Regions from separate parts of the Homo sapiens genome. Here regions 1 and 2 are each linked to region 3. A link is a loop called in an ENCODE intact Hi-C map of the cell type or tissue named here. Cell type or tissue: endothelial cell of umbilical vein. All regions are shown on one strand.

Region 1 (2,500 bases), 82 kb before region 3:
AGGCTGGAGCCCAGCTCCCCTCATTCTGTCTGTCCTGCCTCATATCTGCAAGGGTCTGCTTGCCTCCGCTCGGGGCTGCTGCTTTGGGGTGGAAGGTCGCTTGGGTCAGAGGGCCTTGGGTCACAGGCAGATGGGCCCTCTGGAGGGATGGAGGGAAGTTTGGGGACAGTGGCATGGCCGATGGCTGTTTGGGGCGCCCAACTTCTGAGACAGAAGGCGGGAAGCATTTGGGGCCCTGGGATCCAGTTTGGTCAGGCCTGGAGAGCCAGCTGCTCTGCTGGTGAATGTGACTGTGAGCTGAGAGCAGGGGCTAGCTCTGCTGGGGAAGGTGGACGTATAGTCAGGCGATCACAGTCCAGGGTGGATGAGGGTGATGGCGTGCAGCGTGGAAGAGGCAGTGACGTTTGTACAGGCACATCATCCATGTATAGAAGGGAGGAAGAAGAACAATGTGGGGAAAAGCATGGCAAACGCAGGGGCTGGCTAGCTGTGGAGGACATGGGGGAGTAGGGGAGAGACCACTCGGAGGTGCCTGCAGTCAGGGCTGGCATCTTGTTTGCCTGTTCCTTCTCAGTGCCTAGGCACTGCATTGCTTTAGAGTTGGGGCAACACTATTAATTGATTGATTGACAGGGTTTTGCTCTGTCACCCAAGCTAGAGTGCAGTGTCACGATCGGAGCTCACTGCAGCCTCGAACCTCCTGTGCTCAAGCAATCCTCCCACCTTGGCCTCCTGAGTAGCTGGTACCACTGATGCACTCCACCACACCTGGCTAAATTTTAAATTTGATTTGTAAAGATGGGGTCTCACTGTGTTGCTCAGGCTGGTCTGGAACTCCTGGCATCAAGTGATCCTCCTGTCTTGGCCTCCCAAAGTGCTGGGATTACAGGAGCGAGCCACTGTGCCCGGCCACCACGTTTTTATTTGTTACAGGGGTGTATGAGGCACACTCCTTCCTTAATCCCTGGGAGGATAGGCAGCAGGCTTTTGGTGTTCTGTGGGTTTTTGACACGTTTTCTCCTTCTTACACCCTCTGCTTCCTGCTAGGTTCTGCCTCAGCCAGCTCATCATTCAGCCCTGGTCCAGGCCTGCAGGGTTGAGGGGCTGTGGCCCTGAGGCTTGCTTGGTGGCCTTCTGGCTTGTTGCTGTTCTTACTGATGTTGACCACTAGATGGCAGCAGGAAACCTATCAATTTCTCCCCCAGGTCCATCGTATTCAAGTCAAGCCCTTTGGTCTGGGTGGATCAGCCATCGCCCCTTGATGGCATGGGGACTCAAATTCCACATCTCACTGATTCCAGGATGGGTCTGAGGAAAGGCTGGGATGAAGCCGAGGCAGCCCTCTCAGACGTACCCTGTGTCCAACTCTCCTGTGACATTCTTGAGAAGCGGCTGTCTCAGCTCAGGTAGTCCCAGGGTTGGGAGATACCCTTTTAGTAGAGTTCCCACCATTGGGAAAATCTTTGCCACGTGTGCTGGCTGGGTTTTCAGTGTCTTAAAGGGTCCAGAAGCCGAGACCCAGTGTCCCCGAGGAAAGTCCTGTTGCTCCCCGAGGAGTCCCCAGCTTGGTAGCCTGTGCAGTTACTGAGGGCACTGTGGTGGTGGGACACAGTGCTCCTGGCCTGGGAGGGACAACAGCGTAAGAGCAAGGGCATGCTGCACATCAGCAGTGACGTGCAGTGACAGCAAACATGTAGGAAGCACTTCGTGAGCCAGGGATGCCCTGACTCCTTTGCTTACATTTATTGGTTTCCTCCTCTTTGAGGGGCAGCCCTGAATCCCTCCTAATCAGGTGCAGCTGAGCGGGGCCTTGAATGCAGGCAGGCTGGCTCCAGAGTCCCGGGATAAGTCACGCACCACTCATCGTGGGCATTCTTAAGCCTTTGCGTGGGGCTCGACAGTTTGTGTTACAGTTCACGTGGCTCTTCCTCAAATGCCTTGTCTCATTGATCTCCCCCACAGCCCCTGTGTCAGGTACTGGGGGATCCTCTTTTTTGCAGATGAGGAAATTGAGGCTCAGAGAAGTGAAGGATGCCTCCAGCATTGCAAAGACAGGACACCAAACCCTGTCATTAGATTCTGAGTCGGGGTGGCTCTCCTTTTGTCGTGAAGCGGGTTTGCATGAGTAGGGTTGGAAGGAGGGAGAGGAGCCCTCAGATGCCTGAGGTCAGGGCAACTGTCAGAAAATCTATTCTGTTCCCAAACCCTCTGTAAGAGGAACACATGTTCAGGTGCCCGTGGGAAGCTGAAGCTCCTGCCCAGCCAGTAAGTAAACAGGAGCTGGAGGGAGAGAGTGTGCGAGAATGAGGAGGTGGTGACCGCAGCCATCCGCTCCCGCCATAGTGTACCCCTCAGCTGGAGGCAGGGGTGGGGGGCACATTGGCTGGGGACCCCTCTAAGGCAGGGCTGGAGAAACAGCCCCCACTGTGCACTGTGGAGCCGCCAGGTGGTCCCAGCTGCCAGAACCCCTGCCCCGTCCAGTCCTGCTGTGAAGGCTTCG
Region 2 (2,500 bases), 64 kb before region 3:
GGCTTCCTGTTTTCCAAGGCACCCCCCTCTGTCATAGCTCATAGGGAAGCAGCTGCCACTTCCCAGCCCTCCTTGCCTGGCCACCAGGGAGGCTGCTGCGGGGTCAGCCCTCCTGATTGTCAGCAGGATCCTGGCACCCAGCTCCTCCCTCACCTGCCACAGGGTTTGGCCTGATGCCAGGGTGGGCTGGGATTTGGCATCCCACCGGCCCCTCTTTTTGGAAGGTCCTGTGGCAGTCCTTCTGTCCTTCTGACACACCTGCCCCCACTTGGCAAGCAGCCTTCCCCTGAGATCTAGTTCCTGAGTGTCCCCAGCGATGGACACAGTGAAACATGTATTGAAAAGAATGAGGGAAGGACAGTCTTGGGGGAGAATGCTGGACTGGCTGTTTCTAGCCTAGAGGCTGTCGTCAGAGCCCCGTTCTTTTCTTTTCTTTCTTTTTTGAGACGGAGTCTCGCTCTGTTGCCCAGGCTGGTGTGCAGTGGCGCGATCTTGGCTCACTGCAACCTCCGCCTCCCAGGTTCAAGCAATTCTCCCTGCCCCCGCCTCTCAAGTAGCTGGGACTACAAATGCCTACCACTATGCCCGGCTAATTTTTACATTTTTAAATAGAGATGGGGTTTCACCATGTTGGCCAGGCTGGTCTTGAACTCCTGACCTCAGGTGATCCACCCGCCTTGGCCTCCCAAAGTGCTGAGATTACAGGTGTGAGCCACCACGCCCAGCTGAGCCCCCTTCTTTTCTTATGCTGCATCAGAAGACAGGGACTCTGAAACCACAGCAGAAATGACAGAGCAGCAGAGGCGCACACACACCTGACGGGTGGGGGCCCCAGGACGGCATCTGTGCTCAGTGCGAACGCTGAGCTTCCTTTTATGGTGCGTGCACGCCTGCGCGTGTGTGGGGTGTGGTGGTGGTGGTGGTGGTGCAGGGCAGGCCTTCCTTGAAGCCCTCTTCAGACTGATTTGTGACACCTTTTCCTTGTGCCTTACCCCTGTGGCAGTCCCGGAAGGGCCTGAACAAAGCAGACATTTCCTGCCTAGCCCTTATCATCATGTGCTAGTTTATTTCAGGGTCAGGAGCTATTGGGCATTTTAAAAAAATACTTATCATATAAGTAATGCCGTATAATAGGAACACAAATCAAAGAAATAGGGGTATAAAATACCTGACAAACCTGCCATCATGACAAATCAGTTTTTTATTTTCCATGATGCCTTCAGTCTGTATTTGCTTGCAAACATAATTTTTTTTTACATGGTTATAGTCAATAATGTAGATAGAATTTTGTGTTCTATTTGCTTTCTTTAACATTTTAAGAATTTTGCATTCTATTTGCTTTCTTTAACATTTTACTATAAGCTACATAATCATCACAATTATGATCATCATCATCACACTTTCAAGTGGTTACATAGGAAATGTTTCCTATTTATCCGTTTTCCTACTGTTGAATGTTTAGCTCACAATTTTAACTTACCTAAATAGTAGAAACTGCACTAATACATTAATATGTTAATATTATATATATGTGTGTGCGTGTGTGTCTGTGGATGTATCTCTGTCTGTTTCTCTGTCTAGCTGTCTGTTTCGCTTTCCTACTGTTGAATGTGCAGCTCACAATTTTAACTTACCTAAATAGTAGAAACTGCATTACTACATTAATATGTTAGTATTATATATATATGTGTGTGTGTGTGTGCGTGTGTGTCTGTGGATGTATCTCTGTCTGTTTCTCTGTCTAGCTGTCTGTTCCCCTTTCCTACTGTTGAATGTGCAGCTCACAATTTTAACTTACCTAAATAGTAGAAACTGCACTAATACATTAATATATTAGTATTATATATATATGTGTGTGTGTGTGTGTGTGTGTGTGTGTGTCTGTGGATGTATCTCTATCTGTTTCTCTGTCTAGCTGTCTGCTCCCCCTTTTGCGTTATTTCCTTAGGACAATTCAAGAAGCCAAGCATTCTTTCCTAGAGCAATGAGGTATCTCATTCTGGGTTATTAAATACCAGCCGGAAGTCAGGTGCCTGAGAGCAGCCACAGGGTTTAGCTGAGATCTTGGCCCAAGTCTGTTTTCACACACTGCCCTTGGGAAGGCAGTCAGGTAGCAGAGGTCCTGCTTTAAAGGCTGTTCACTCTGCATTTTTATCCTATCTCCAGCTTCGAAGCCCGCTGGCCTGGTACATAGATTTTGCGTATGTTGCTTCACTCATTCAATAATTCCTAAGTGCACTCCCCATCTGACCCCATTCAAAGCAAGAGAAATAGGTCTCGCTCGCACCCTTAGGGAACTTGCAGTCTGAAATGACCGTGGGCTCACCCATTCAATTATATTCAATCAACTTTATGCAAGCCTGCAAACTCAGATGAGCGATAACAGCCCAGGGTTGTGGGCCCATCAGCGTGTTCCTCCCTTCCTCCCTCTCTTCCTTCCCTCCCTTTTCCTCAGCGTCCTGCTTTCATTGTTTTGCAGCAGGTTGACCAGCATAGAACA
Region 3 (2,500 bases):
GGGGCCCTCTGGGAGCTGGGGAGTCTGTGCTGTGATTGGCAGGAGTTGGACAGATTTGCTTGCTTGGGCTATCTGCCTGTGGGGCTCTCAGCTGGATCATCCTGCGACTACTGACTAAGCAGCCAGATGGCTTTTGCTGGGACCTTCCAGATGTGGGAGTAGGTTTTGGAGGTGCTCATTCGTGCCCACATGGCCCTGGGTCCACATCTCTTTTGCTCCCCCGAGATGTCCAAGCTCACACTGGGCACTCGCTGGTCAGAGTGGTTGGGGTTCTGGAGGCGGGGCTTGGGAGGATATGGGGAGCTTCTCCAGCATCAAGCCTCCCTTTTACCAGGATTTTCGTACCGTCTCAAAGCACCCAAAGCTCTTCTCAAACACATCTCGTCAGTGGGGAGGCTTATACAGAGAGGGAGATGGGGTGCCTGGTGTCCAGGTCCCACTGGGCACAGGGCCTGCAGGGCTGAGGTGGAACCCACTGGAACCCGGAGTGGCCCTAATGGGCCTGGAAGCCCGTTTGTCACAGGTGTGGTCCGGAGGTGGTTCTGGCTTCCAGATTCAGCCATGTGGATCCCCTAAGGGGTCACCTGCTGCCTTTCTCTGCTTCCCAAAAACGTCCACGTGGGCTTTTTTCTCTGCAGGCACCCTAGGGAGGTGGAACCTCCTTGGCCAAGGCCCTCATCTCTAGCCTTCAGACACAGATCCCCAAGGCCCCTGCTTTGGAGGGCTCTGAGGGCTCCCTGGGTCCTGGTGAAGGTCCAGGCCAGGCCACCACCCCAAGGGCCCACTGTCCTGGGGGAAGCTGAGCCTCCTGAGTAGGCCCCTGAACTGCAGTTGGAGGAAGGGCTGGAGAGGAGATGAGAAGTGGCAGACTGGCTGAGAGACTGCTCAGAGGGCAGCCTGTTGCCCGGCTGTTTAATTTACTGGAGTTATTTTTCCTCATCGTTCCCTTTCTTTGGTGTTCCCAGGCTGCTATTCGTGGCTCTTTCCCTGCTGAGCTCTCTTCACGTCACTGTATTTAGGAGATAACTGAGGAGCTGAGCCTTCCACCTGCCCCTGGGCCTCATGCCCGGACCTTGGATGCCAGGGGCTGAGGTGTAGCATCCTGGGGTCCCTGATGGCAATGTCCCCTGAGTTGGCTGGGGTTGGGCTTAGATCTTGCACTCTACGTGACCGGCAAGGGAGGTGGTCAGAGACACCCTCAGCTTCTCTGACATCTGTCTAGCTATGGAAGTGTCATCTGGAAAGATCCTGCCCAGTGTTGCTGGGAATGAGCCATCCTGCCCAGTGTTGCTGGGAATGAGCCACTCCTTCTCTTCTGTCATGCTGGGTCTGTGATGTCCAGAGGCCCCGTGTCATTGAGGCAGCGGTGAGGGCCCTGTTTGGGCTTGTTCTTGGAGAGGAGGAAGTTGAGTCACCCCAGACCATATTACTCCCTTTCACTTTCCCCAGGGAATTCAGAGACTTTTCCCTTTGGGAGGGGGAGAAGATGACCAGAACCCGCAGGGACTCAACTCCCCTGGCTTCAGCTGTCTGCTGCCTGCATCCCTTCACCCCTTCACCCCTTCACCCCAGCATCTGATCATCTGTCCCTTCCCTGCTTCCAGGCCTTCTCTAGCCTGGTCTGGAAAGTGAGACGTAATATGGGGAAGACAGCACGTGCTCTAGGGATGGGTGAGCTTGCTTCTCGGTGTCACCACTTCCTGTGTGTACAGTACAGAGCAAGGTGCTTAACTTTTAGAACCTTGACCTTCTCATCTATAAAATGGGTTGATGATGAGACTACTTTCTAGATGGGTTCAAGGAGCAACTGAAACACTGTATGAAGAGGTTTCAGGTCATTGTGTGGTGTGTGGCGGGTGTGTTGGGGCCAGCTGAGTTTTGCATGGGATAATGATACCCTCTGGGGTGGCATAGCCATGCTCCTTGGCAGGACAATATGGGATGTGTACAGATTTTGGGTGTGCATGCCTGCGTCCTGTGCTCAGCCCCCATTTTTTCTGTGGGCCCTGGTTTTCTCTAGGCTTTGTTTTGGCTTTCTCTTCAGCAGAATGAGGTGTTCTGTGTCTCCCACCAACCCCAACTTCCTCGGGGCAGGGAGCAAAGGACAGATGGGGAGTGAGCTCACAGCTCTGAGTGCTTTGAGATCACAGCTGAGGTCAGGGAGGAAAGAGGAGGAGGCGTGTTCTCTGCTTTTAGGATGCTCCCTTGAGACTGCATGTTTAAACTAGATTTGAAACCTCTTACTGAGCTCTCAAAAGGACTGCCAGGAGGAGACCTTTGGGGCCTGCAGTGGCCAGACTAGCTAGGGATCTGGTTGGGGCTATGATGGCCAGGACTTCTCACCTGGCCTTCTCAGGCAAGCCTGGGTGGGCCAGGGGTGATGGCGGTAGGAGCGGGCCTGGCTGCCTTCCTGAGGGCCTTGGCAGAGATGGAGTAAAAGATAAAAGTAGGACCTGGGAATGGGGAGGAGGAGAGGAAAAACGCAAAGGGGAAAGGAAGG

The links. A loop is a pair of places that touch in the nucleus more often than their neighbours do. Peaks named below come from ENCODE experiments on the same cell type or tissue, not always from the same donor. Only the 100,000 strongest peaks of a DNase experiment are listed, where the experiment ranks them.
Region 1: it touches region 3 in a loop (2.7-fold over the local background); 79 of 110 quality-filtered maps call a loop at or near these places.
Region 2: it touches region 3 in a loop (2.4-fold over the local background); 19 of 110 quality-filtered maps call a loop at or near these places.

What each region holds. Positions count from the first base shown.
Region 1 is chr12:3,134,475-3,136,974 of GRCh38, forward strand. The region is part of intron 2 of TSPAN9 (tetraspanin 9); the gene reads left to right. Among named protein-coding and RNA genes, the nearest start is that of TSPAN9-IT1, 14 kb to the right of the region's middle. RefSeq lists enhancers at 1,183-1,684, 1,685-2,184, 2,246-2,500. In endothelial cell of umbilical vein, a CTCF peak has its summit at 1,158 (motif pointing right); a DNase peak (open chromatin) is centred at 1,197.
Region 2 is chr12:3,152,161-3,154,660 of GRCh38, forward strand. The region is part of intron 2 of TSPAN9 (tetraspanin 9); the gene reads left to right. Among named protein-coding and RNA genes, the nearest start is that of TSPAN9-IT1, 3.6 kb to the left of the region's middle. In endothelial cell of umbilical vein, no CTCF peak of the experiment used is centred here; DNase peaks (open chromatin) are centred at 1,031 and 2,371.
Region 3 is chr12:3,216,159-3,218,658 of GRCh38, forward strand. The region is part of intron 3 of TSPAN9 (tetraspanin 9); the gene reads left to right. Among named protein-coding and RNA genes, the nearest start is that of TSPAN9-IT1, 68 kb to the left of the region's middle. In endothelial cell of umbilical vein, no CTCF peak of the experiment used is centred here; a DNase peak (open chromatin) is centred at 1,393; H3K27ac peaks cover 1,890 bases.